Regions from separate parts of the Homo sapiens genome. Here region 2 is linked to region 1. The links are chromatin loops, found by intact Hi-C in ENCODE. Cell type or tissue: Calu3. All regions are shown on one strand. Links, peaks and the distances in the headings refer to the core of each region. The heading gives the core; the rest is flanking DNA.

Region 1 (10,456 bases), core at 2,165-7,164:
ATATTATTTTAAGCTAGACTATGATTAATTAAAGAGTTATATTTTAAACCTTATGGCAACTACTAATTTTTTTTTAATTTTTTCTTAATGTTCTGGGATACATGTGCAGAACATGCAGGTTTGTCACATAGGTATACATATGCCATGGAGGTTTGCTGCACCTACCAACCCATCACCTAGATTTTAAGCCTCGCATGAATTAGGTATTTGTCCTAATGCTCTCCCTCTCCTTTCCCCTAACCCCCTGACAGGCCCTGGTGTGTGATGTTCCCCTCCCTGTGTCCATGTGTTCTCATTGTTTGGCTCCCAATTATGAGTGAGAACATGCGGTGTTTGGTTTTCTGTTCCTGTGTTAGTTTGCTGAGAATGATGGCTTCCAGCTTCATCCAAGTCCCTGCAAAGGACATGAACTCATTCTTTTTTATGGCTGCATAGTATTCCATGGTGTATACATGCTACATTTTCTTTATCCAGTCTATCATTGATGGGCATTTGGGTTGGTTTCAAGTCTTTGCTATTTTAAGTAGTGCTGCAATAAACACATGTGTGCATGTGTCTTTATAGTTGAATTATTTATAATCCTTTGGGTATACACCCAGTAATGGGATGGCTGGGTCAAATGGTATTTCTTGTTCTGGATCCTTGAGGAATAGCCACACTGTCTTCCACAATGGCTGAACTAATTTACACTCCCACCAACACTGTAAAAGTGTTCCTATTTCTCCACATCCTCTGCAGCATCTGTTGTTTCCTGACTTTTTAATAATTGTCATTCTAACTGGCATGAGGTGGTATCTCATTGTGGTTTTGATTTGCATTTCTCTAATGACCAGTGATGATGAGCTTTTTTTCATGTTTGTTGGCTGCATAAATGTCTTCTTTTGAGAAGTGTCTGTTCATATCCTTCACCCAATTTTGATGGGGTTGTTTTTTTCTTGTAAATTTGTTTAAATTCCTTGCAGATTCTGGATATTAGACCTTTGTCAGATGGGTAGATTGCAAAAATTTCCTCCCATTCTGTAGCTTGCCTGTTTATGATAGTTTCTTTTGCTGTGATGTAGCTCTTTAGTTTAATTAGATCCCATTTGTCAGTAAAAGATTGTTTTAAAGGTTTAAATAATAATAAGATAAAAATACAGGCATACCTTGAAGATATTCTGGGTTCAGTTCCAGATCACAGCAAAAAGCAACAACAGCAACAACAAAAAGAATATCACAATAAAGTGAGTCACAAAATATTTTGGCTTCCCAGTGCATTTAAAAGTTATGTTTACACAGCACTCGAGTGTATTAAGCATGCAATAGCATTTTTTCCTAAAAGGCAGTGTACATCCCTTAATTTAAAAAATACTTTCTGGCTAAAAAATGCTAATGATTATTTGAGCTTTCAGCAAATCCTAGTGTATGCTGGTGGAGGGTTTTACCTCAATGTTGATGGCTGCCAAATGATCAGGATGGTGGTTGCTGAAGGTTGGGGTGACTGTAACGTTTCTTAAAATAAGACAACCGTAAAGTTTGCTGCATTGATTCACTCTTGCTTTCACGAAAGATTTCTCTGTAGCCTGTGATAGTGTTTGATAGCATTTTACTCATAGTAGAACTTCTTTCAAAATTGAAGTCAATCTTAAACCCTGCCACTGCTTTATCAACTAAGTTTATGTAACACTGTAAATCCTATGTTGTCATTTCAACCATGTTCACAACATCTTCCCCAGAAGTAGTTTCCTTCTCAAGAAATCACTTTTTTCACTCATATATGAGTAGCAACTCCTCATCCATTCCAGTTTTACCATGAAATTGCAGCAATTCAGTTGCATCTTCAGACTCCACTTCTAATTCGAATTCTCTTATTCTTTCCTCCACATCTGCAGTTACTTCCTCTACTCAAGCCACGAATCCCTCAAAGTTATCCATGAGAGCTGGAATCAGCTTTTTCAAACACCTATTCATATTGATATTTGACTTTCTTCCATGAATTATGGGCATTCTTAAGGGCATCTAGAATGGTGAATCATTTCCAAAAGATTTTCAATGTACTTAGCCCAGATTCATTAAAGGAGTCACTATCTATGTCAACGATAACCTTATGAAACGTATTTCTTTTTTTTTTGTCTTTTTCAAGAGATGAGATCTCTCCTCTATCACCCAGCCTGAAATACAGTGGCATGATTATAGCTCACTGCAGTCTTGAACTACTGGGCTCAAGCAATCCTTCTGCTTCAGCCTACCAATTAGCTGGGACTATAGGCATGTGCCACTGTGCCTGGATAATTTTTTTTTTAATTTTTTTTGTATAGATGTTGCCCAGGCTGGTTTCAAACTCCTGGCCTCAAGCAATCCTCCCACCTCTGCCCTCAAAAGAGAGGTGGCATGAGTCACCACTTGTGGCCTTGAAATGTATTTCTTAAGTAATAATACTTAAAAGTCAAAATTACTCTTTGACTCATGGATTGTAGAATGGATGTTGTATTAGCAGGCATGAAAATAACATTAATTTCCATGTACATCTCCATCAGAGCTCTTGGATGACCAGGTGCATTGTCAATGAACAGCAATATTTTGAAAGGAGTTTTTTTTTTTTTCCTGAGCAATAGGTCTCAACAGATGGCTTAAAATATTTCAGTAAGTCATGCTGTAAACAGATGTGCTGTCATCCAGACTTTGTAGTTTTATTTATAGAACACAGAGAGAGTCAATTTAGCATGATTTTTACAGACACAAGAATTTTTGAAATGGTAGATGAGCACTGGTTTCAACTCAAAAAGTTACTAGCTGTGTTAACCCCTAACAATAGAGTAAGCCTGTCCTTTGGAGCTTTGAAGTCAGGCATTGACTTTTCCTTTCTAGCTATGAAAGTCCTAAAAGGCATTTCTTCTAATATAAGGCTGTTTCATCTGCATTGAAAATCTGTTGTTTGGTATAGCCGCCTTCATCAACGATCTTAGCTAGATCTTCTGGATCACTTGCTGCAAATTCTCCATCAAGCACTTACTACTTCACCTTGTGCTTTTATGTTATGGAGGTGGATTCTTTCCTTAAATCTCACGAAGCAACCTCTACTAGCTTACAAATTTTCTTCTGCAGCTTCCTCATCTCTTTCAGGCTTCATAAAATTGCAGAGAGTTAGAGCTTTTCTCTAGATTAGGCTTTAGTTTAAGGGAATGGTGTGACTGGTTTGATCTTGTATCCAGACCACTAAAACTCTCCCTATCAGCAATAAAGCTGTTTTTCTTTCTTATCATTCGCATGTTCACTGGAATAGCACTTGGAATTTTCTTCAAGAACTTTTCCTTTACCTTTACAACTTGATTGTTTGGCACAAGAGACTTCGCTTTTGGCCTGTTGCAGCTTTCCACATGCTTTTCTCAGTAAGGCTAATCATTTCTAGCTTTTGATTTATAGTGAAAGCTGTGTGATTCTTCCTTTCACTTAAATATTTAGAGGACATTGTAGGTTTATTAATTGGCCTAATTTCCGTATTGTTGTGTCTCAGGCAATAGGGAGGCCCAAGGCAAGGGAGAGAGATGGGAGAACAGCCAGATGGTGCAGCAATCAGAACACATACAATATTTACCCACTGCATTTGCTGTCAGATTGGTGAGGTTTACAGTGCCCCAGAACAATTACAATAGCAACACCAAATATCACTAATCACAGATTACCCATAACAGATATGACAATAAGGGAAAAGGTTTAAATATTTTGAGAATTATGAAAATGTGACACAGAGATATGAAGTGAGCACATGCTGTTTGAAAAACGGTGCCAACTGACTTGTTGGGCGAAGGATTGCCACAAAGCTTCAATTAGTAAAAAATGCAGTATCTGTGAAGCACAATAGAGCAAGGTGAATAAAACGAGATATACTTGTGTTCTCTTTCTGGTTACCCCACTCTATTCAGTATAATGTTATTGTCATTCTCTTTTAAAATTTGATTGCATTTACATATTACTTTTCTGTTTATAGCCTCTTTTTAGATCTATCTGCCATAGTTTCATATTATAGAGATTTTTAAGAACTACATACATATTTTTACCTTGATGTTCTGTACAAATGAAATGCAGATTTACATTTGAAAAAAAACAAAACAGGACAAAAACAGAGTTGTATCACAATTATGCTAAAACTACATTATGTATCTGAGTTAAAGGATACAAGAGATAAAGAAAACTGGTTTAAACATGCAACTTGAAAAATGATAATGCCAGTGGAAAACATCTTTGCAATATTCCCCTCCTGTGAGCACATGTACAAATTTGATTTGCAATATAAGCAGCAAACCTTTTGAACAAGGAAAGAAATTAATATGTACAAACGCATGATCTATGATACATCAAAGACTGGAAAAGCCACATGCTTATTCTAATAAAATATAGTATCAACATAAAATAAGAAGTGATTATTGATAATCTTAGGGCAGAAAGAGATGAAAGCAATTCTCAAATAAGGTTTTCATTTGGTCTTTCTATAACTATATTCATTGTTCTTCAATTTTAATAAAGCACACATAAAAAGTAGAGCCAAAATTTGGCAATAAACTACCCATTCTCTCTTTATCCCCCTGGGTCACCTTAGGATGATCTGTTGTTTTGATGGCCAACAAGAAACATTTAAGTTTATCTAAACTTGGAAAATACATGTACAGGATTTCCAGTTAGATTGGATTTGAATGTAGGCTTGTGTAAGTTGCTTAACATTCTTGAACTTTATCTTCAAATGAGGCAAATATTTAGAGATTTTGCTGGATTCATTGGTAAACACAGGTAAAACACCAAGTAAGGGAATGTATTTATCAATTATTCATTGGTAAATACAGGTGGAACACCAAGTAAGATGCTCAACATTTAGTACATGATAGGGATTAATCTTATCATCAAGAAAGCAATGTGGTGGAAATAACCTGGATTAAAAGACTGGACATTTTTTTTTTCTGCTCCTGATTCTGAAGGAATCTTAAGTGACCTGTGCTACCTCTCTGGCCTTCAATTTCCTCCTTTCTAAAATGAGGAAGTTGGAATATCAGCTAGTTAAACATTTTTATAAGTAACCAAACCCTTTGTGCAAATGTAATCTTAGACAAAAGGTCAGTGTTTGAAAGTTGTAAAGGCAGTGCTGGTGGAATCAAGGTAAAGAAGTGGAGCAGGAGCTAAACTTTCCCTCTCCCTATTGCCTGGAGCTGCCTGAGGCACCACACAGGACATCTTGGATTCAGTAGAGGATAGGAATAAATGATTGCCAAGAAGCTTTGGAACAAGTCTCTCTGCTCTTTGATGTTTGCATAGTGTGTTAGCTGGATGATTTTTCATTAAGTCAATTCTTTATTGCATTTCTCTTAGAATGGTCCCAAACAGTAGTCTTACAACAAAAGCAATAGACTTTTAATGATTAAATAAATTTAGTGACCCAATTCATTGCTCTGAACTCATGATATTAAAGATTGAACCAATTTGTCATAACAGATTTGCATATATATACATATATATACATATATATATATATATATATATATATATATATGCTTCTAGTCAGGTCCCATACAACTGTGTTGGGCCTCTCTATTACCTGAGACACAACAATATGGAAATTAGGCCAATTAATAAACCTACAATGTTCTCTAAGTGTTTAAGTGAAAGGAAGGTCCCATACAAACTATCGTAACTGGTAACTTGAGGACAATATGTACATATGTCTTGTCATTTAATTTCCATCAGATAGGTGTCATCAGCTTCATATTAGTCAAAATAGAATTCCCAAAGGTTAATTAATAATTTTGTTGAATATTCTCACTTCTAAATTAGATATAATTAACTGTATACAAGGTTCTGTTCTCATTTTATCTTCAAATAACCCTTTGCAGGAGGTATCATTATTGTCGTTTTATAGATGTGGAAAATGTAACTCATGTTTAAGGAACTTACCTGAAATCACAAAGGGCTATTAAGTGGTAAGGCTAATATTTGATCCCAGGTTCCTTTTTTTTAAAGACAGATTCTCCCTTTTTTTTTTTTTTCTTTTCTTTAAGACAGAGTCTCACTTGGCCACCCAGGCTGGAGAGCAGCGGCACAATCTCAGCTCACTGCAACCTCTGCCTCCAAGGCTCAAGCACTTCTCCCACCCCGGCCTCTCCAGCAACTGGGATTATAGGTGCCTGCTACCACACCTGGGTAATATTTGTATGTTTAGTAGAGACAGGGTTTCACCATGTTGGCCAGGCTGGTCTTGAACTCCCGACATCAAGTGATCCGCCCGCCTCAACCTCCCGAAGTGCCGGAATTACAGACATTACAGGAATTACACTGCACTTAGCCAGAGCCCAGGTTTCTTGATGACATATTCAGTCCTTTTTTTTGCTAAGCTATGAGAGCCAGTGGAAATTTAGACAGAACAATGCACAAGCTTTTCTTTATTGAGGATGTGTTCTTATTGCCTTGCTTGAGAATTTCAAGTAGTTCAGAGAAGCTCTCTGAATCATCTGATGACACACAGTTAATAAGTATTCAGGCTGGCCTGGAGTTTTCAAAAGCAAAATGGGTAAATATTCTTCATGTTTTAAATTATAGTAAAAACATTTGCATTCTGATATTAATATTTATTGATTTTTTTGAGGTTCAGTGAATAGTTCTCATGATAATTCCTAAATCTTCAGAGAAAACCTGCATTCATAAATAACAAATTGTGTCATTATCTACATCTGTTCTCATTTTCTATAGGCTTAAAAATTCTGTATTATGGGAGCCAAAAGAAATGGCTGCCAACCAGTGTCTCTATCGAATTTTAGCTCATTTTTCTCACTTAATTCTTTATTTGAGAATGAAATGCTTATCCAAAATAAATAAGGGACATACTAAATTGCAATGATTAGCATGCAATGAGTGTCAGATTCCATTTTCTTATGGAAATCGAGTAAAATCCAACATTTTAGCAATACTATTGTGATGTCAGCTGCCCAATTAGGCTGTTATAACTGCAGGAGCTACCACTTTATTTTATTTATTTATTTATTTATTTATTTATTTATTTATTTATTTATTTACTTTGAGACACAGAGTCTTGCTCAGTTGCCCAGGCTGGAGTGCAGTGGTGCAATCTTGGCTCACTACAGCCTCCACCTCCAGGGCTCAAGTGATTCTCCTGCCTCAGCCTCCTGAGTAGCTGGGGTTACAGACGTGCGCCATCACGTCCGGCTAATTTTTGTATTTTTAGTAGAGATGGGGTTTCGCCATGTTGGCCAGGCTGGTCTTGAACTCCTGACTTCAGGTAATCTGCCCACCTCGGCCTCCCAAAGTGCTGGGATTACAGGCGTGAGCCCCCGTGCCTGGCCAGTAGTTACTACTTTAATATCACATTATGACATCATTAGCTTGAACCATGCCACAGCAGTATGAAAATTAGCAAGTTTCATGTTTTAAAAGAGACAATATGAACTTTTCCTGCTGCTTAAATTTGTGTGTCGGAGTACGGGTGGTGACAGAGGACATATGGAGCAAAGTTACGTTTTAAATTAATAACAAGTTGCTTTTGAAAAGTGTGTATATTCAGAAATAAAATCTAAGTTGTATTTTAAAAATAAAAAACAAGATGAGTCCTTTTATAATATTATTATTATTATTAATTATTATTGTATACCCTTTGTTAGCTGCCTGAAATTTTTTTCTGGAGCAAAATGAGCCAGAAATAAACAAGCAAGCAAACTGAAAAATGCACTACTACTTTATAACCTCAAAATTATATTTAGCTACTGAAGCCATATTAAAAGAATATTTTGAATGGATGAATAAAAATATGTCATCATCTATTAACTAGTGGCAAAATGTCCTTCTTAAAATTTGGCACACATTCTATTTTTATTATAACTTCAAGTTGTACAGTGCAATTTCTAAAGCACGTTAACATGTATTAGTATTATTTCAACTTCACATAACCTTAGAATATGGTCAGAGCAACTATCCATATATTTGTTTCACAGATGAGGAAATTGCATTTTGACTTTCCCTAGGTCGCACAGATTCATTTTTATTGTTTGCTATCTATATGATCTTGAAAAAAATGACTGCTCTATACCTCAGTTGTGACATCTATAAAATGAGAATAACAAGTAGATATGTCTTGCAAGGTTGTTGCGGGAAATAAATGAGATAAACCATCATAAAATCTTAGTACAGTGCCTGAAACATGGTAAACAACTATAAATGTTAACTGTTGCTATTTTTATTGCTTTTTTAAAAAATTGAGGAAGATAATTACATTATAGAAAAGCACAGAGACTTCTATAATACCATATATTATTGAATACTTCTGTAATATCTGTATAATGTGAAAGGTCAACATGTTTCCTTTAGATTCATTTATTTGCTCATAATTGCTTTTAGTTCCCTTTGCTTATGGGATTCATTTTGTTTCTTGCCAGTGTGTATCCTCTGGTAGTTCTTTCATGAGGGCCTGTGAGTCATAAAGATGCCTATACTTTGGGCATCTTCTACTTTATCTTCTTGACTGTTTAAACATACTCTTTTTAAAATTGCATTTTCTTTGTAGTAATCTGAGTTTCCTTGGATGTAATTTGTTCCCTTTTCTTTTCTGTTTTTTTTTTCTTTTCTTTTCTTTTTTTGAGATGGAGTCTCGCTGTGTCACCCAGGCTGGAGTGCAGTGGCGAGATCTTGGCTCACTGCAAGCTGCGCCTCCCGGGTTCATGCCATTCTCCTGCCTCAGCCTCCTGAGTAGCTGGGACTACAGGCGCCCGCCACCACGCTCGGCTAATTTTTTGTATTTTTAGTAGAGATGGGGTTTCACCATGTTAGCCAGGATGGTCTCAATCTCCTGACCTCGTGATCCACATGCCTTTGCCTCCCAACTTGCTGGGATTACAGGCTTGAGCCACCGCGCACAGCCAATTTGTTCCCTTTCCTTTTCTTCTGATTTTCTCTCATTTGGTTTCCTTTTGGCATCATAGATACTTTTCGTGAGCACATTTTGGAATGGATAATGTTACTATGTGTGTTCTGAGTGGTGTAGACTTTCTGTCTACATCCAAGGAACTTCAGATTAGTATAAAAAGAATGTAATCTTAAAATGAGTGTGTTTAAATATTCAGGGAAATTAAGAAAAAATAGAAAATAATGTACAAACAATAAATTATGTTAAAAAGAAAGGCTAAGCAGATATTAAAGGGCCAAATAGAAATCTTGAGTACCTCTGTGGAGCCCTGGGAAAGGCAAGAGCCTCATTTCAGTGTTTGCTCAAGTTCTGGGCTTGGAATTTTCATACTCTTTGTGTCCATATAGGAATTCAGGTCCCATAATGGGTACAGGTTCAAGGCTGCAGGGTTTAGCAACTGATTCTGTTTTTTATTCATGGCTTCAAATGGGCTTCAGTCTTGTTTACTATGGGAGAAAAAAAGAGGAAGAGATTAGAATACTGCGACCTTGTATTCAGCAACATGTACCCATAACTCAGAACAGGATGTTATCATCTGTCCCCAGGAAGGCCGCATGCAGTTGAAAACCTCAATGTTTCTGCCAGCAGTGCTTGCTTCAAAATATTCCTGGCTGTGTAAGGCTTTATCTCTGTGGGCACAGTACATCCACGGCATTTCCCTCCAAGCTGCCTTTCCTGGTGCTAGAATGGACACTTGCCTTGTGGGAATATTTTTTCCTTGCTTTTAATTTTCTTTCCCTGATGGCCAAGGTAATACATGCTTATGTTAAAAGGAAAAAAAAAAAGGGAAAATATAGAAAAACATAAAGAAGTGGGGAGAAAAGTCACTTATACTCTTATTGCAGTAATATTCTGATATATATTCTACAGGCCTTTTGGCCTCTATTTTTGTCCTTTTCATAATTGAGATAATACTAAAAATACTTTTAAAAAATCTACTTTTGTTGCTTACAACTATAGTAAAATCTTTTAATGAGGTATGATGTTAAGGGTTCTAAAAGGCCTTCTTCACTAAAACCTTTACGCCATTGGCTTGTTAAGAATTTCTGAAATTCCGGTATTAGACGTTCATTTCTTTAGATCTAATGGACAGCTGTCAATTGCTTTACTGGTGAAGTAAACCAGAGTGATCAGCCATTAATACTTTATCAGTCATTGATGGCTTCTGTAGCTTCATAGATCACATGCTTGCTTTCCTTAAATTTCAAGAGTGTGACAGGCCAACCTAGGAGAGTAGAAGGTGACAGGGGTGTATGGCAGAAAAGGGCAGGTCCACGGATGGGGTAGATAGATGTAGACGATGGTCCTATGGAGTATATTAAAACATTTACATGTAACCACTTGCTCTGGGTAGCAGTCCAAAGGCCAGGTCCATGATTTGAGGGTGAAATGGGGTTAAAACCTGGCTCTCTCATTTCCTAGTGGTGTGTCTGAAGTTCACTGCTTGAAGTCTTCGATTCTTAGTGTTTTCATGCGTAATAGGGAGTTACTGAAGCCTACTTCAAGGTCATTGTGAAAAGT
Region 2 (10,456 bases), core at 3,011-8,010, 120 kb before region 1:
CAAAGACAACAGCTTCCAGTGGCTTTTCCTAGAACTGTCCAGAAGCTCAGGTTTTCTCATTGAAAGATCAAGATCCTAATCTTTTATTAACTCTATGCCTATGCAGTATTTTTTTTTCTGTGATTTTTATCATGGAAAGAAAGGAATACGTCTTCTCAATATTTGGATCTTTTTCTTAGATTCCTGCCATCTTTTCAAAGCTTAATGATATGGACAGTTTAAACCCCGTTGTCATATTTGAATTTTCTATTCTCTGAGAATAGTGATTTAAGAGGCTCAACTCTCACAAGAAAAGTATCTGAGGAAATTGAGCAGAGATATGAAAAATAAATTGTCATTTGTTTACAATAAAATTCAATTCACTTTAATAAATTTTGTATTAGAAGCTGCCAAATCTAGTCTCAGCTTCCTGTTTCTCCTGCAACCTGGACACAAAAGCATTCCATTCAACCTCCCCTTCTAGTGACTGATTTTTTGCCAGGAACTCCCGGCATGCACTGCCATCTGTTCACCTCTCAGCTGTTTGAACCCACCTTCCTTCCTAAATTAATACGAGAAAGCATCTTCTCTATGTCAGTCCTTTCAGCTACTCCTTTACACAACAGCTAACTCCAACCTAATTCTAAGTATCAGGATTCATCCATAATTCTCTAAGAAGACACAACAGTAGCAAAACTGGAAAACCAAACCTATCTAAATATATGGCCCAATCAGCTGCTTAAAAACACTGCAGCTATCTTAAAGCATGTATTGCAAGCAGAATATCTGAATCCAATTAGATTATTTGATATCACACCTGAACTGAAGGACTCTCTAGAGGCAAATTGTTTTTCTGTTCTCTTCTTCAACTACTGTTGGGCCATCCAGGCCCAAGAGTTCTCAGCTCAAACGTTTTGGGGAGATAAGTTCCGAGATCAATTCAATAGCTGCCCTTTTTTTCTTTTCTTTTCTATTTGGCCTTTGGGTAGAATTAGCCACTTAATTTTTTTTTTTTTTTTTTTTTTTTGAGACAGAGTCTCACTGTGTCATCCCGGCTGGAGTGCAGTGGTGCAATCTCAGCTTACTGCAAGCTCTGCCTCCCTAGTTCATGCCATTCTCCTGCCTCGGCCTCCCGAGTAGCTGGGACCACAGGCACCTGCCACCACGCCCAGCTATTTTTTTTTTTTTGTATTTTTAGTAGAGATGGGGTTTCACCACGTTAGCCAGGATTGTCGTGATCTCCTGACCTCATGATCTGTCCACCTCGACCTCCCAAGCGCTGGGATTACAGGCGTGAGCCACTGCACCCGGCAGCCACTTTTTTTTTTAATATGAGGAGTTTCTTATAAACATATCTCTTTCGTGTTGTGTCTCTGTCAGGTTTTGGTATCAGAATAATGCTGGCCTCATAGAATGAGTTAGTGGGGACTTTTATTTTAAGGCCAGGCATGGTGGCTCATGCCTGTAATCCCAGCATTTTGGGAGGCTGAGGCAGGCAGATCACCTGAAGCCAGGAGTTCAAGACCAGCCTGGCCAACATGGCGAAACCCCATCTCTACTAAAAAATATAAAAATTAGCTGAGCATGGTGGTGGGTGCCTGTAGTCCCAGCTACTTGGGAGACTGAGGCAGGAGAATTGCTTGAGCCTGGGAGGCAGGGGTTGCAGTAAGCTGAGATCATGCCATGGCACTCCAGCCTGGGTGACAGAGCGAGACTCTGTCTCACAAAAAAAAAAAAAAAAGTGAGATCATGTCTCTTGCAGCAACACAGACAGAGTTGGAGGCCATTATCCTAAGTGAATTAATGCAGGAACAGAAAGCGAAATATTACATGTTCTCACTTATAAGTGGGACCTAAACACTGAGTACATTTGGACACAAAGAATGGAGCAACAGCCACTGGGACCTACTTGAGGGTGGGGGGGTGGGAGAAGGGTGAGGATCCAGAAAACTGCTTATTGGGTACTATGCTTATTACCTGGGTGATGAAATAAACTGTTCACCAAATCCCCGTGATACACAATTACGTACCACTGAACCTAAAATAAAAGTAAAAAAAAAAAAAGAGTCTCTTTGGAAATTAGAGAAGACAAGACTGAAGGAAAAGAAAGTGGAGGAAAAATCCAACTCTTCTTAAATATTTCTCTCTTCTCTAGAGACACTGTGCCAATAAAGATGAGAAAGGAAAGACTCGTGGTTGTAGAAACTGGCTGGGAGAAAACCTAAGTGTATTAGTTTCCTAGGGCTGCTGTAACAAAGTACATATGGTTCTTGACATAGTTTGGCTGTGTCTCCACCCACCCAAATCTCATCTTGATTTGTGGCTTCCATAATCCCCACGTGTTGTAGGAGGGACCTGGTGGGAGATAATTGAATCATGGGGGCAGTTTCCCTCATATTGTTCTCATGGTAGTGAATGAGTCTCACAAGATCTCATGGTTTTATAAGGGAAAACCCCTTTCACTTGGTTCTGATTCTGTCTTGCTGCCTCCATGTAAAACGTGCATTTCACCATCCGCCATGATTGTGAGGCCTCCCCAGCCACGTGGAACTATAAGTCCATTAAGTTTCTTTTACTTTATAAATTACCTAGTCTCGGGCATGTCTTCATCAGCAGTGTGAAAACGGATTAATACAATTCCCAACATATTATGGTTCCACTTGCAATTTTTCAACTTTATGATGGTGCAAAAGTGACACATTAAGTATCTACATCTGGATAAATCCTTTATAATTTGAAAATATTGTGACATAACCCCATCCTAAGTTGAGGGGCATCTGTGCTACAAACTGGGTGGCTTAAACAACAGAAATGTATTGACTTACAGTTCCGGTGGCTAGAAGTCCAAGAGCAAGGTGCTGGCAGATTTGGTTCCTTCTGAAGCCTGTAAGGGAGAATCTGTTTCATGTCTCTTTCCTAGCTCCTGGGGATTTTCTGTCGATCTTCGGGATTCTTTGGCTTTAGATGCGTCACCCCAATTTCTGCATTGATATCCACATCACATTCTCCCTGTGTGTGTGTATCTTCTTCTGTGTGCAAATTTCCCCCTTTTAATAAGGACACAGTCCACAGTCCTATTGGATTAGGGCACTCCTTAATGACCCCATGTTAACCTGATCATTAGCAAAGACCCTATTTTCAAGTAAAGTTACATTTGCAGGTATTGGGAGTTAGCATGTCAACAACTTTTAGGGGGAAATAATTCAATGCATAACACTAGGATTGACTGGAGCTGAATAAGGCCATTGTCTTCTTTCTGAATTCAAACTTGAATAATGGAGGAGGTTTCAGGCTGCTTAGTTGTATAGATTGCAGCATGAATGTCTTTCGTTGCTTAGCATTCTCATCAATCCACCAAGGCATATTCTGGCTCTCTTCTACATGTCTTACATTGCACTGTTTCTTATATACATTTTGAAAAATTATTTTGTTGCTATCAGTGTAATTTTTTCCTAGAAAATGGCTACATATGGGATGTGGAAAAGATAAACAAAATAAAACCCAATTTTAAGCACAAGAAATTGATCCAACTCTTTTTTTTTTTTTTTTTTTTTTTTTTTGAGACGGAGTCTCGCTCTGTCGCCCAGGCTGAAGTGCAGTGGCGGGATCTCGGCTCACTGCAAGCTCCGCCTCCCGGGTTCACGCCATTCTCCTGCCTCAGCCTCCCAAGTAGCTGGGACTACAGGCGCCCGCCACTACGCCCGGCTAATTTTTTGTATTTTTAGTAGAGACGGGGTTTCACCGTTTTAGCCGGGATGGTCTCGATCTCCTGACCTCGTGATCCGCCCGCCTCGGCCTCCCAAAGTGCTGGGATTACAGGCGTGAGCCACCGCGCCCGGCCGATCCAACTCTTATAGTACTTGTGAGTGTAGAAAATAAGAGTTGCTTTGGGTCTTCACTGGCTATTTTTCCAGAGTTTCCCTACCCGCTGTCATGCACACATCTACAAGACGCTAAAGCACTCATATGCATGCACATGCAGAAACTCATACATATACATAAAAGTGTAGTTTTCCAACAGAAGTTCTTACATTGGCTCTAGACAAGACTACTTGAGCATTGGCTCCAATTCCTCCTATATGGCAGTAACTCCCTTCATATTTCATTTGTTTTTAATCTAAAAAACAATTATTACCTCCTACTGGCAGATGACTGTCTATTAAATGCCCAACCTCCTGTATGCCAGCAGTAGAGCAAGAACAAGATAAATTGCTACTGGTTTCCCCAGGAGAAAATCTACTTTATCTCAAACAGCTGAATTGCCAGGTGGAGTTGAGTAAACTGTGGGGTTGCAACACAGTTGAGGCACAAAGTTCACCACTAACGTAAAACAGCCAACTCAGTTCTGCTTTTTAATGTCTTCTAAACTGACGGAACTGAGCAATATAAACAAGAGTGAAGCAATAGCCTCAGGGGTTGTCATTAGACAACTAATGAGCGAACAGCTATTTTATCATGTTTATGTGAAGAATACAATTTTATCTACTTGCCCCCCAAATTTACGGGGAAATAAAGGCCAAGAAGAGAAAAACTTTGCGGAAATTATTAGAGAAATATTGTTTATTTCCTGCTAGGTCAAATGATTCATAGTCTTATAGAGTTAGAAAGACCTTTTAGAGAGCAACTAATTCCAACTCCTTGTTTTCTTAGGTAAGAACACAGGAACTTGGGTAAATTAAATGGCATGAAGCCGGTTTAATGCAAAGTTTAGAGAGTTTTGGATTTAAGTCTCTTTGTATAATGGAGATAAAAATACATAGGTTATATGTTTTTATGAGGATTAAGTGAGAGAACACAGAGTTCCCAACTTGTCATATTGTGAGTTACCTTCCCTCCTTTGACCAGGGTCACCTAGCTAATTAGTTACAGAGAAAAGATTATCTATCATTTCTTAGTTCACCATCTCACCTCTGCCCACTGTTATCTTGGGCAGGACAGGAATCCTTTCAGGACAGGATTCCTGAAATCCCCAAACAAATGAACTTTATGGTTAAACTAAAAACATATTTTCAGTTTGTTGTTTCCAACGGCCCCACTAACAACTTTTACCAGAGCTGCTAATAATTAACCGAAGGGAATGACTGGATGGAAACTTTGTTCTGGCCTCCCCAGAGTGTACCTTGCCAGAGGTGGCGTGAGAGGCAGCCAGATTAAGAGAGAGAAGGAAAAGCCAGAAGCCTGCAAAAACACACATGTGCAATTGAACATCTTGGCTCTTGGACACTCAGAGCTGCAAGACATCGAAGTGCTTTCTTAATTTGTGTATTTACAGATTCGGGACTTCATCAGGGTCCAAACTCAGAGCGGTAGACCAGTGCCCTGGGTTTTCTCAGTGGCATCTCTTGCTCAATAAATTCATTAGTGACTTTCTGTAGCCTTACCCGGATCACAATCTCTGTTTTAACACTGTGACCTTAGTAGGGGTTCTCACAAAGTGGATTTCGGAAGAGAATGGAGAGAAATGGAGTGGGGAGTCATGGTGTTTGAGCATCAAGCATTCTATTGTTGATGATCTGGTGCTTGGCATCTCTTCATAAAGGTGGAAGATCAAAGAATACTTAAATTAGATATGCAAATAGAAGGAAAAACTAGCAACCCCTAACTTCTCTCTAAAATGCTAGTGATGAAGAAATTATTTGCTATGTGCCAGTCATAGGCAGCTATCGAGGGCTGCTTTTGTGGCTCTTTCACTGTTATTTTCCATGCATGAGTTTGGATTAGGTAGAGCTGCCATGTTCTTGGAAGCTGTCTCTTTCCCAGAAAGGATTAGAATTCTGCCCCATCATTTTGTCAAAAAAGCCAGTAATTTTTCTCACCTAGTTTCAGAATAAGAGGTAAAAATGTGCTAGGGCAACATGAGTTATTAGCCTTCCAAGCCATCAAATATTCAGAGGCTGTCATAGCCACCAACAAATCCCCTGGGCCCAGAATTGTGCAGAAGGTGTTCCATGATTCCTGGTTGAACAAATGAGGGATGGAAGAGGCTACTTGTGAAGACAGTTGCCCTTGATTTAGATGACTTTCACCAACCTTGGCTAGTTGAGTAGATATATTTATGGTATCCTGTTAAATTCTTTATTTACGATATCCTGTTAGAGTCTGTCTTCTAAATCCAGACATCCAAGAAAACAAGCCAAAATTACTGAAGAAACAAATAAGATGATTGACTTAATTTCAGTTTTGCAATTGAAACTAAATGTTCTATTCTAAAGTTGTAGAGAAGTAAGTTGGACTCTCCTCTGTTGCAAACAAAGATATTAATATTCCCATCGTAGGGTTGTTGTGAGGATTGAGTTGGTACCTGTTTAGAACAGTGTCTGCCAATAGAAAGGGCTCTGTAAATGTTAGATATTTTTTATTAATTTTTATGTCATGGTTTGAGCATGCTTTTAGACTAGCTTTTCAATCTTTTTCTAATTTCTCATATAGACAAGCATATATATAGTTTTTGCATAAATGCATATATGTTATCTCACACATATAATTATATATTATTTAGAGAAGTATATTAAAACTTTTGCTTAGCTTCTACTTCCCTTTCTTTCCTCCTTTACACCCCTCTCTGCCATGTAACTCGTTTGTGACTTGATATGTACTTTTACATTTTTCCCCTTGCTCATATCATATATACACTTTTTACACTTACACACATGTATAAGGGAAGTTTTGTTATTGTTTGTTTTATGAGCATTGCATAATATATACTTTCTACATCTCTTTTTTCATGTAAAGCATAACTGTACAGAAATCTCTTATAAGTAGAAATTTAGCTCTAATGAGTCTAACTCCTTGGAACTGCTGCCTAATAATCCATGGTGTGGATGAGCTGTTACCTATTCAGACATTCCCTATTGACTGGCATTTACTTTGATCCCTGTCCCTTCTCCTTTTCTTGCTATTATAAACACTGACATTAGGTGCCCTTTTACACATGCTCTATGTAATATTGGTCTGGGAGAGTTGCCAAGGAGAGAGATTGCAGGGTTAAATGGTGCATGTATCTTCAGTTTTTTTATGTCTGCTGCGAAATGGCTTTCCAAAACAGTTTTTACAGTTAAATTTTTCTCAGCATGTATGAACATCCATTTTTCCATATACCTACCACTAATAGAGGTTATTGATCATTTCAATTTTTGCCAGTCTGATGGACATAAAAATATATATATCATTGTAACTTTAATTTACATTTCCCCGACTATGATTTAATGTGAGAATATTTTCATTTGCTTGTTGGTCATTGCCCCTATGTAAATATCCTATTTGAATTCTTTATCCTTTTTTTCCGTTATTCATTGTCTTTGCTTTTGTCAATTTGCAAAACAAAACAAAAAAACACAAAAAACCCAACTGTTGCTGATGCCACAAATATTTCCAAACCTATCATTAGTCTACTGACCTTGTTGTGGAATCTTTCTTTTAACAAAATGTTTTAAATTCTTATATGATCAAGTAAGTCTCTCTTTTCTTTTATATCTTCTCCATTTTGACAAGAAAGCCTCCTTCCACATAATAGATTGTACATATATGTATATATGATATGCTAGATTTTCTTGAAGTATTTATTTTTTACAGTTGTCTTTAATCCAGAAGGCATTTCTTTTTGTAAATGGCATAACATTGGGGTTTGTTAAAAAAATCAGTTGAGTAGCTAGTTGTGCCATAATCAATCAAATACATATATAAATATGTATGTATATATGTATTCATATATGCATGTATATTTCCATATATGTACATGGATATATCCATATGTGTGTATATGTATATCCATGTATTATGGATATGGAATATACTTTCATTGGAAAAGAGTCTGGTTCAGTTTGAGAAGAAGGTGTTGAGTATGGTGTCACAGGAACAAAATATTTGAAAGAGAGAATTTGGAAGCTAAGATTAATTTGGAATCTATAATTGCACGTAGCTTTCTTCCCCTCCGCAACAGATTCAATTCTCTCAGACTCCTGAATCAAATGTCTGGTGGAGCCCATAAGTAGTAGTAGAAGTCAGTGAAACTAAATAGAGGATCAATAATTGTATATGCACATACATATATCAATATATGTATATATGCATATATGTATGTGTGTGGAAATGTATACATGTGTATATTATACATATATAGAGAATAAACATATACATATATGGAGATTATAGATACACACATAGATTAAATATATACCATATATATGGATACACATATGATACATGTATATCTCTACATGTGTAAGGTATATACATATATATTTTTATATATATATATCTGGTATATACATATAGAGATATACACACCATACCTATGGAAATATATATATGGGGGGTGTGTGTGTGTGCACGCATATAGTAAACATATATATATATACACACACACACCATATGTATGGATGTATGGATATATATGATATACATATGTGTATCTATAATCTCCATATATGTATGTGTTTATCTTCAATACATACATATAGTCCGGGCATGGCATGGCGGCTCATACCTGTAATCCCAGCACTCTGGGAGGCTAAGGCGGGTGGATCACTTGAGGCCAAGAGTTCAAGACCAGCCTGGCCAACACGGTGAAACCCCGTCTCTACTAAAAATACAAAAATTAGCTGAACATGGTGGCACATGACTGTAATCACAGCTATTTGAGAGGCTGAAGCATGAGAATCGCTTGAACCCAGGAAGCAAAGGTTGCATTGAGCCGAGATTGTGCCACTGCACTCGGCTGGGACAACAGAATGACACTCTGTCTCAAAAAGAAAAAAAATGTATAGATATATATCTATGTATACACTTCCATATACATACATGTATGTGTGTATACATACATTCATATATATATGTGTGTATATACAATTATTGATCCTCTATTTAGTTTCACTGACTTCTGCTACTACTTATGGGCTCCACCAGCTATTTGATTCAGGAGTCTAAGAGAGACTTGAATTGGTTGTGGAGGGGAAGAAAACTCTGAGCAATTATAGATTCTAAATTAACCTTAGCTTCCAAATTCTCTCTTTCAAATATTTTGATCCTGTGACATTATACTCATCCTCAAAGTGAGCCACAGTCTTTTCCAGTGGATGCATCTCTTGTATCACTTAACATGACTAGCCATTAGAGAAGTTTCTTTGTGTTCAGTTAGATACTAGAGACTCCATGCATCTCATGACCATGCACTCTTTCTGTAGTAAGTAGCTAGAGAAAGCAGCAGGGTAGTATGTTGCTTATCAGAGAAGTTAATATATCCATCTTCTCTCCCCTCATTTCTTTTGCTCAAATGAAATTTGGTATTTTGATAACTAAGACACAATTTTACTTATATCTATATTTTGATAACTGGACACACTTTTACTTACATCTATACTAAAATTTGAATATCAGTTATGGGGATTTGCTAGCAATTATGCCAACAAAATAGTAGAATGACATCCATGCATATCAAAAAAGCACAACTGACATATTTAGAAACATCTCCTATTAATCCAGGTTCATTTCAACCTGAATTCTATTTAAAGTCATGAAAAAAAAGCAAGACACAACAATTATTTAATCCGAAATGTGATGTACAGTAATGATTCTCTTTCATCCTAGGACAACACATTTCATACGTGTAAGTGACTAAAGGGCAATGACTCTTTATGGATTTTCCCTTTGGTGACCTTTACAAAAAGTCTAAGGTAAAGTTCTAACTCAGTTCATTCTACCTCCCCCTCACTGCTCTAAAAGAAGTATTGGGGAGGTGTCATTTCTACAAATCAAGTTCTGACTCAGTGCCAAAAAATTTTTAAGGAACAGAATTCTATATGCAGATTGCCTAGCCCAAGACAACTTTATAGTCACCAGGACATTTTTTTTGGAGGTGGGAGGGTGCAGTTCTCTGTTAAATTTTATTATTACATAAAACATAGCCTCTTCTCTTTTTTTTTCTGTACTTGAAAAAGCAGAAACTTTTTGTCATCACATAAACTTATGGAGTCATAGAATCTTAGGATTGTAAGGGACATTATAATGTAGTCAACATTAGAAATCAGCTACTTTAAACTCTTGCTAAATGCTCCCACTCCCCAACTCTGCTGTATTTTTTTTTCCTTTAGCTGAGAATTGATTTAAGGGAATGCAAGATTCTGTGAATGCCTGAACTCTGTTTCATGTCCTACTTCTGTCTTCCTCTGCAATTTGTTTAAATGACTTTGCCAGGAGGACTTTCCAGAGGTGGGGTTTTGTTCTTGAACTCATGTGAGAACACATTCGTGCCCTACATTCTGAGGGGAGGTGATCTCGGCGGGGATTTTTTTGCTCATGGAAGAAAAATATATGAGCGCATTTTTTTCTACTGGGCACAGCTGGTAGTTCCCTACTGACTGGTGTTTGTTTTGAAGTCACGTGGCAAAGGGGGTTTCTGCCAATGTTTACTCATTACACATTCAAATATGACACCCTGACGCCCATTCACAGTAGAACTTCAATGTTGCTATCCAATTCT

What was found. A loop is a pair of places that touch in the nucleus more often than their neighbours do. Peaks named below come from ENCODE experiments on the same cell type or tissue, not always from the same donor. Only the 100,000 strongest peaks of a DNase experiment are listed, where the experiment ranks them.
Region 2: it touches region 1 in a loop (2.5-fold over the local background); 1 of 110 quality-filtered maps calls a loop at or near these places.

What each region holds. Positions count from the first base shown.
Region 1 is chr12:91,947,736-91,958,191 of GRCh38, reverse strand. All of the region lies in intron 3 of LOC105369901 (a long non-coding RNA gene), which reads left to right. Among named protein-coding and RNA genes, the nearest start is that of LINC02404, 78 kb to the right of the region's middle. In Calu3, for the core only: no CTCF peak of the experiment used is centred there; a DNase peak (open chromatin) is centred at 5,091.
Region 2 is chr12:92,065,104-92,075,559 of GRCh38, reverse strand. All of the region lies in intron 1 of LINC01619 (long intergenic non-protein coding RNA 1619), which reads left to right. Among named protein-coding and RNA genes, the nearest start is that of LINC01619, 72 kb to the left of the region's middle. In Calu3, for the core only: a CTCF peak has its summit at 5,098; DNase peaks (open chromatin) are centred at 4,269 and 5,089.